Linked DNA regions of Homo sapiens: region 2 is linked to region 1. A link is a loop called in an ENCODE intact Hi-C map of the cell type or tissue named here. Cell type or tissue: heart right ventricle. All regions are shown on one strand. Links, peaks and the distances in the headings refer to the core of each region. The heading gives the core; the rest is flanking DNA. Region 1 has its middle 34 kb from the start of UCHL1. Region 2 has its middle 88 kb from the start of LIMCH1.

Region 1 (4,398 bases), core at 71-4,070:
CTTAAGGCATTCCAGTTGATTACAATGTACAGTCAAGTTTGGGACCACTCAGGATTCCTGCCCTCCAGAAAGCCTTGTTAATGCATCCCATGGGGGACTCTCGTGCTGCTACTCTGCAGTCCATTAAGTGCAACCTCACATGGCTCTATGCCATTCTGGCATTCTGGTTTCTTTTCTTTTCTTTCCTCCCTCCTTCTCTCCCTCTTTTCTTTTCTCTTTTCTTTTCTTTTCTTTTCTTTTCTTTCTTTCTTTCTTTCTTTCTTTCTTTCTTTCTTTCTTTCTTTCTTTCTTTCTTTTCTTTCTCTTTCTCTCTCTCTTTCTTTCTTAGAAAAGACATCTATATGAGTGAATTAACCCTTTATCTTTCTTTTTTTAGAAAAGACATCTATAGGCCAGGCACAGTGGCTCATGCCTGTAATCCCAGCACTTTGGGAGGCCGAGGTGGGAGGATCATGAGGTCAGGAGATCGAGACCATCCTGGCTAACATGGTGAAACCCTGTCTCTACTAAAAATACAAAAACAAAATTAGCCGGGAGTTGTGGTGGGCACCTGTAGTCCTAGCTACTCAGGAGGCTAAGGAAGGAGAATGGCATGAACCCAGGAAGTGGAGCTTGCAGTGAGCCGAGATCGCACCACTGCACTTCAGCCTGGGTGACAGAGCAAGACTCCGTCTCAAAAAAAAAAAAAAAAAAAAAGAAAAGAAAAGAAAAGAAAAGACATCTATATGAGTGAATTAACCCTTTATAGATGAGTGAATTAACCCTATATATTTTAACCCTTTATCAGACATATGATTTGCAAATATTTTCTCTCATTGTATAGGTTACCTTTTCATTCTTTTTATGTATGACATATAAAGATGCTCAATATCACTAATCATTAGGAAAACGCAAATCAAAACCACAATGAGATAGCACCTCCATACCCACTAGGATGATTACTTTAACATTTTTCAAAAAAAAAAAAACAGAAGATAAGTGTTGGTGAGAATGTGGAGAAATTGGAATCCTTATGCATTGCCAGTGGAAATGTAAAATGGTGCAGTTGCTATGGGAAACATACTATATGACAGTTCCTCAAAAACTATTTTTCTAATTAAAAATAGAACTTCCAAATATCCAGGAATTCCACTTATGGGCATAAGGAATTTAAAAACAGGATCTCAAAGAGGTATTAATATTTGTATACCCATATTCATAGCAGCATTATTCACAAGCATCAAAAGTTGGTAATAACCCAAATGTCCATCAGCAGATGAATGGATAAACAAAATGTGGTATAGTCTGTGCATGCAATGGAATATTGTTTCAACTTTAAAAAGAAAGGAAATTCTGGGCCGGGCACGGTAGCTCACACCTGTAATCCCAGCACTTTGGGAGGCCGAGGCAGGCAAATCACGAGGTCAGGAGTTTGAGACCAGCCTGGCCAATATGGTGAAACCCATCTCTACTAAAAACACAAAAATTAGCCGGGCATGGTGGCGTGCGCCTATAGTCCCAGCTACTCGAGAGGCTGAGGCAGGAGAATCACTTGAGCCTGGGAGGTGGAGGTTGCAGCAAGTGGAGATCACGCCACTGCACTCCAGCCTGGGCAACAGAGCGAGACTCCATTTCAAAAAAATAAATAAATAAACATAAATATATAAATAAATAAATAAAAAGAAAGGAAATTCTGACACATGCTACAACATGGGTGAAGCCTTAGAACATTGTGCTAAGTTAAACAAGCCAGTCACAAAAGGATAAATACTGTATGATCCTACTTGTATGATGTACCTAGAGTGATCAAATTCATAGAGACAGAAGGTAGAATAGTGGTTGCCAAGGACTGGGGGAGGGAAGGGAATTGGGCGTTAGTGTCTAATGGGTACAGAATTTCAGTTTTGCAAGCTGATAAGAGTTTTGGAGATGAACAGTGGTGATGGCTGTACAATGATGTGAATTTATTTAATGCCACCGAACTGTACACTTAAAATGGGGAAGATGGCAAATTTTATGTTGTATATATTTTATTACAATTTAAAAATTTTTAATAATATTTAAAAATGAGAAAAAAAGGTTGTTGCAATAATCTAGGTAAGAAATGCCAAGAGTCTGACCTGAGGAAGTATCAGTGGAGATGGGAGGAAGAGACACACTTTAAGTATATTTGGGAGGAAAATAATTAAGATGGGGTATGGAGATGAGAGAAGAGAGTCCAAGTTTCAAGTCTTGGGAGGTGAGTGGTGGCATTTCCCAAGATCGGAAGCACAGAACGAGGAGAATTCCCACTTCCAAAACACTTGGAAATTTTCCAGAATACTTTTCCATCTGTAATCTAATTTCAACGTGAGCTAGAAGGAACAAATAGTTTTATCCACCCTTTACAGGTGATGAAACTGAGACAGCCAAATATAAAAGGGTCCCTGGAGAGGCTCTGACCAGGCTGCGTACTGGGAGAACAGGGTGGAGCCTCGGGAAGTTCCTGCCATTCTGCAGCAGGGAGGTGCCTGGCCTCTCCTCTTCCTGGGTGGTACCTGGGACTCAAGCTGTGAGGCAGGAAACTGAAAGCAAGACTCTTGCCTTGCTGAGAGTCCCTGTTTCCCTTTTGTTCCTTTTCGCCCAATAGATTTCATTTTTCTCACCTTTCTATGAAAAAAAAATTATCTCCTTTTTAAGCCACAGGATGGCCCTTCCCCCTGTTTTGGTGACGATCCTGAGAAGTTAAGCTCTTTGCTGAAGGAAATATATATAGTTAGTGATAGAATCAAGATTCAAGTCCAAGTCTTCCAAATCAGAAGTTCTTAATAACATATACTGCCTGCCATAGTAAATTTAAAATAGTAATAGAAGACATTTAAACATATTAATAGACCAGACGGGGTTCATGCCTGTAATCCCAGCACTTTGGGAGGCCAAGGTGGGAGGATTGCTTGAGCCAGGAGTTCAAGACCAGCCAGGACAACATAGCAAGACCCTGTCTTTACAAAAAATGCAAACATCAGCCAGGCATGGTGGTGCACACCTGTGGTCCCAGCTACTTAGGCTGAGGTGGGAGGATTGCTTGAGCCTAGGAAATTGAAACTATGGTGAGCAGCATTTGTGCCACTGCACTTCAGCCTGGGCAACAGAGCAAGACCCTGCCTCAAAAAAATATATATTTAAAAATTGTTTAATAAAATATATAGAATTTTTAATATATATATTTATAAATCTCGTCTTTTTTTTTTTTTTTTTTTTTGAGACAGAGTCTTACTCTATCACCCAGGCTGGAGTGCAGTGGTGTGATCTCGGCTCACTCCAACCTCCACCTCTGGATTCAAGTGATTCTCATGCCTTAGCTTCCCAAGTTGCTGGGGTTACAGGTGTGCACCACCACACCCAGCTAATTTTTGTATTTTTATTAGAGGTGGGGTTTCACCATGTTGGCCAGACTGGTCTCGATATCCCAACCTCAGGTGATCCACCCACCTTGGCCTCCCAAAGTGCTGGGATTACAGGTGTGAGCCATTGCACCTGGCCTAAAAACCAAGTCTTGAAATATGTTCCTTGAGAATCCATAGGGGCCATCAGGGAATTCAGCTTTAGGGACTCTCATGCCTGAGTAGGGCCACTGCCACGTATGGCAGCTCAGCCAGTAACCACTGATAGCCATCTTTTCCGCTCCCTTCTCCACTGACACTACCAGGTAGTGGTGGAGGAGGAGGGCCATCCTCTACATAGGCCACCTGCCTAGGTGGACACCATCAGAACACCAGACTTTGCTCTATGCATCCTAAGTTCTTATATAAGGAGTCAGTGAGACAGAAACTAGAATGTCAGTAACTCGCCCTTAGGAATTTACCCTAGTGAAATTAAAACTGATCCACATAAATACATGCATATGAATGTTCAGAGCAGTATTATTCACGATAGCTCAAAACTGGAAACAACCCAGATGTCCATGAACTGATGAATGGGTAAATAGGATATGGTATTTTTATGCAACGGAATACTATTCAGCAGCAAAAAAGAAAGAACTAAGACACATGCTACAGCACAAATGAACTTGTGCTAAGTGAAAGAAGCCAAATACAAAAGATTCTATTTGTATAATTCCATTTATATGAAATGTCCAGAAAAGGCATATTTACAGAGATAGAAAGCAGATCAGTGGTTGTCTGGGGCTGGCAGTGGGATCAGGGATTAACTGTAAACAGACATGAGAGAACTTTTAGGGATGATGGAAATGTTCTAAAACCGGATTTGCAGTAATGGTTTAACAACTCTATTCATAAAAATAATAAATTATATACTTACAACAGTTAAATTTTTATGGTATGTAGATTATACCGTAATAAAGCTGATAGCAGCAGGAAACAAATTCCTAGGCAGACAGGGACAGGACCCCGGTGAAACCCGACCTTCAAGTCAAAGACA
Region 2 (4,398 bases), core at 208-4,207, 160 kb before region 1:
GGTGGGAGCTTAGCTAAAGGGATGAAATTTTGTGCAGAATAAAAAAGACGAAAGGAAAGGAAAGAATGCAATAATTGAACATACAGTGCTACCCCGAAGGTAGAGGTTTTAACTGAGAACTAAAGTAACAAACATCAAGGCAAGTGTTTGAAACCAGGAACTGCAAATCTGTGAATTGCAAAGGTTTCCCATTCTTTCAAATTTAAAATGTTTCTGCTTTCAGCTGTAGGATTTGAGATGAAAGACGCAATGTTGAGTGTTTGCACAATAGGCCAATCCTCAAATATTCCTGAACCAGCACTCCATGGGGGAGAAGGGAGAGAGGAGAGGTCCCGGGGGTGGGAAAGACTCTCAAGAGTTGGAAATGCAACAGAATATAGCAGGACGGGGGATCTGTGAGCCTTCTTTCGACCATAAAAATAAAAGTGTTTTAAAATAATTACCCTTTCGGGCCGGGCACGGTGGCTCATGCCTGTAATCCCAGCACTTTGGGAGGCCGAGGCAGGCAGATTACCTGAGGTCAGGAGTTTGAGATCAGCCTGACCAACATGGAGAAAACCTGTCTCTACCAAAAATACAAAAAAAAAAAAAAATTAGCCAGGCGTGGTGGCACATCCCTGTAATCTCAGCTACTCGGGAGGCTGAGGCAGGAGAATAGCTTGAACCCGGGAGGCGGAGGTTGCGGTGAGCCAAGATCGTGCCATTGCACTCCAGCCTGGGCACCAAGAGTGAAACTCCATCTCAAAAAATAAATAAATAAAAATAAAATAATTACCCTTTTAGGGTGTTTCTTATTTTTTCCATGTAATGTAAATTTTCAATCATCTGTATTTCTAAAGACTAAAGAAGGAAAAGGAGACCTTGGTGGTAATGAGTTTATTTTATGCAGTCTTTTCTCATAATAGTATTTCAGCTTCTACACTTCCTCTATGATGACCCATATACACAAAGGGAATTATCAAATTGAGAACTCAATCTGTCCTGATAAAGGACAATCTTAGACAAATTCAAGTATGTAAGTACCCAAACTGTACAGCAACATCCCCTACAACTTTTTTTTTTTTTTTTTTTTTTTTTGAGAGAGAGAGAGTCTTGCTCTATGGCCCAGGTTAGAGTGAAGTGGTGTGATCTCAGCTCACTGCAACCTCTGCCTACCGGGTTCAAACAATTCTCCTGCCTCAGCCTCCTGAGTAGCTGGGACTACAGTTGCTCGCCACCATGCCCAGCTAATTTTTGTATTTTCAGTAGAGACGGGATTTCACCACATTGACCAGGCGAACTCCTGACCTCAAGTGATCCGCCCGCCTCAGCCTCCCAAAGTGCTGGGATTACAGGTGTGAGCCACCACACCTGGCCATCATCCCCTACAACTTTTACGTTGCTAAATTAAATGTTCTTTAACTTTGATTCCCTCTACTCATGCAGCAAATTTACTCCACAGACGCTCATGAAGTGCCAACTATATGCCAGTGACCCCACTCCATTCTCTTACCTTCCCTAATGTGATTTACCCATATTCTTCCAGGTCTGATCCCATTTTACAAATATTCTAACTTTCTAAGGCCCCAAACCCAATAAATCTATAAAATTGACTTGATGAAATAAATATAAATAAATCTTAAATAAAAAGAGAAATATATCTTGTTCCTAACTAGGAAGATTTGACATTATAAGTGTATCAAATCTCCCTAATAATATATAACTTTAATTGTGTGTCAATCAAATGTTATGGACTGAATTGTGCGCCACTCTGCAAACTCATATGAAGTCGTAACCCCCAGTACCTTCAGAATGTGACCTTATCTGGAAATGGGGTCATTACAGATGTAATTTGTTAAGCTACAATGAGGTCACACTGGAATAAGGTGGGCCTCTAATCCAATGTGACTGGTGCCATCATAAAGGGGGAATCTGGGTACACAGGCAGGCATATGGGGAGAATGTCAGGTGAACCTGAAGAAGGCCAAGAAGCCTGGCACAGATCCTTCCCCACAGCCCTCAGAAGACATCAACCCTGCCAACACTCTGCTTTTGGACTTCCAGCCTCCAGAACTGCTGAGATGATAAATCCTGTTGTTCCAGCCACCCACTTGGTGGTAGTTTGTTACAGCAGCTCTAGCAAACTCATATGATTAGTGCCCAATCAATAAGCTTTAATGTTTGGAGATCTGAGGTTCAAGTTACTTCACAATCTGGTCTCAATCCATTTTTCTGGATTTTTTTAACTATGACCAAAAAGTGGCATCGACATTCTAGGAATCTATCCCTAGGAAGACATGCGGGAAAGTGCAAAGATTCATGTATAAGGGAGAATATACTTATCAACACTGCTGTAATAAGAAAGTAAGAGAGAGAGAAGGTGGGGAGAAAATGTAAGCAAGGTACAAGTCCAATCCCTGGGGCCTAAAATGGGAAACAAACAAATAAATATATTGTTACAATAAACAGGTATAGCTGTTAAGGGGAAAAGGAGGTAGGCCCATCTAGCTGGGCTTCAGAGAGTAAGGAAAACTAGCAGAAGAGGTAAACCTGGGCATATGCTGTGTGAATTAGACCAAGTTCGCCAGAAAGACGGGGACAGGGAGAACATTCCACGTGGAGGGAAAGTCAAGATAGTGGGGTGTCATCGGGAGAGAAAAGCCAGCATCTGGGAGCACTGCCTGGAGTTCTGCAAGGCCAGAGAGCAAGGAGTGGGTTGGAAGGGTGCCAGGGGATGAGAGAGAGAGGTCCAGGGGTCAGCTGAGCCCAGACCAAACTGGGCCTGTATACGCTAACTGAAGGCCATCAAAACGGGAGGGAGGCCCACAGAGGCTGAGTCACAGGGGCGTGTGGAGAAAATACCAGCTTTTTTTTTTTACTAAGTGCTGAACTCTGTGTGTGTTTGATAATGTAATACTGTATCAGTACAGTGGCATACATCATTTACAAATGTTTTATTTTCTTTTTTTAAAGCCTGAAATAGAAGTCAACAAATGTATTTCCATCTACGTAAATTGGGGGTACATGCTCAAAAGCTTTTTTACTGAATATTTAATAAATAAAGAAAGTTTGGAGACCACCGTATCAGCCTACAGATGCCAAAGTTCATCTTTTCTCTCGAGGTGTCCGCTGACGCTACAGCCTCAGCCCAAGAAAGGAAAGGTTGGGAAATGATAACTAAAGGGTACAAGGTCTCCTTTCAAAGTCATAAAAATAATCCAAAATTGATATGGGTGATGCTTGCACAGCTCTGTGAATATACTGAAAAGCATGATTTGCATATTTTAAATTGATAAAATGTGTGTTATATGAATTATTTCTCAATAAAACTGTTACCAAAAAAATCTTTAAAAAAAAAAAATTAATGAATTGTGCTTCCTTACGCACTGACATACTGCTTCTGATTCTTGGGTCAGTGCAGGCCAAGGAGAGAGCACTGTGATAAATATCTGTGAGGAAACAGACAAGCTCAGGCCCTGAACCTGCAGGTATAATGTAACTGCAGAATCAGAGACTCAAAAGCTGTGGTTGAGTCTTCGAGCCTTCTCAATCAGACATCACCCTAGCCTCAACCAGTCAGCCAGACCTCTCCAATTTGGGGTGGGATTTTGCTGGTCCCACCAACCTAAAGCGAACCTAAAGCTGAAGCTCTAGGAGAAATACAGGAAAGTTACCTCCTACATCATGACTGCAGACACCTCTGTGTAGACACACAAGAGAGAGCAATAATGCAAAAGCTCCCAAAAGCTCCTACATTCTACTCTGCATTTTCTACTCCATTTCATTTTTTTAAAGTGTTACTCCCAGGCTGGGCATGGTGGCTCACTCCTATAATCCCAGCACTTTGGGAGGCCAAGGCAGGCAGATCACCTGAGGTCAGGAGTTTGAGACCAGCCTGGCCAACATGGCAAAACCATGTTTCTACTAAAAACACAAAAATTAGCCAGGCGTGGTGGTGCATGCCTGTAATCCCAGCTACTAGGCAGGCTGATGCAGGAGAATCACTTGAACCCAGGAGGCAGAGGTTGCAGTCAGCGGAAATCGCGCCACTGCACTCCAGACTGGGAGACAGAGGGAGACCCTGTCTCAAAAACGAAAAAAAAATGCTACTCCCAACCCACTAGCTTGATTTCATTACCCTCGTGAAGGTCACATCCAGCAGTGTGAAAATCACTGTTCTAGAGGTAAGTTGGTAAGACAGACAGACATTTGTCTCGATATTCTCGTCTCCATGGTCCCGCATTTTCAGGATCCAGAATTAATCTACTCAACAAGAATTTTCCTTCAGTTTAATAAAAGATGTGACGATTAACATATGTTCTGTATTACGAAAAACAGATTTTTAAGAGCAGATGTGCAATTCCCAGCTCCATTACTTTATTAAAAAAGAATATTTGGTTTTCCTTGAAGATTCCATGA

The links. A loop is a pair of places that touch in the nucleus more often than their neighbours do. Peaks named below come from ENCODE experiments on the same cell type or tissue, not always from the same donor. Only the 100,000 strongest peaks of a DNase experiment are listed, where the experiment ranks them.
Region 2: a loop joins it to region 1, with 2.2 times the contacts of the local background. A loop is called at or near these places in 1 of 110 quality-filtered maps.

What each region holds. Positions count from the first base shown.
Region 1 is chr4:41,288,758-41,293,155 of GRCh38, reverse strand. No RefSeq gene overlaps it. Among named protein-coding and RNA genes, the nearest start is that of UCHL1, 34 kb to the right of the region's middle. In heart right ventricle, for the core only: no CTCF peak of the experiment used is centred there; a DNase peak (open chromatin) is centred at 2,456; H3K27ac peaks cover 1,654 bases.
Region 2 is chr4:41,447,478-41,451,875 of GRCh38, reverse strand. It overlaps a transcript of LIMCH1 not described here. Among named protein-coding and RNA genes, the nearest start is that of LIMCH1, 88 kb to the left of the region's middle. In heart right ventricle, for the core only: no CTCF peak of the experiment used is centred there; a DNase peak (open chromatin) is centred at 2,700; H3K27ac peaks cover 539 bases.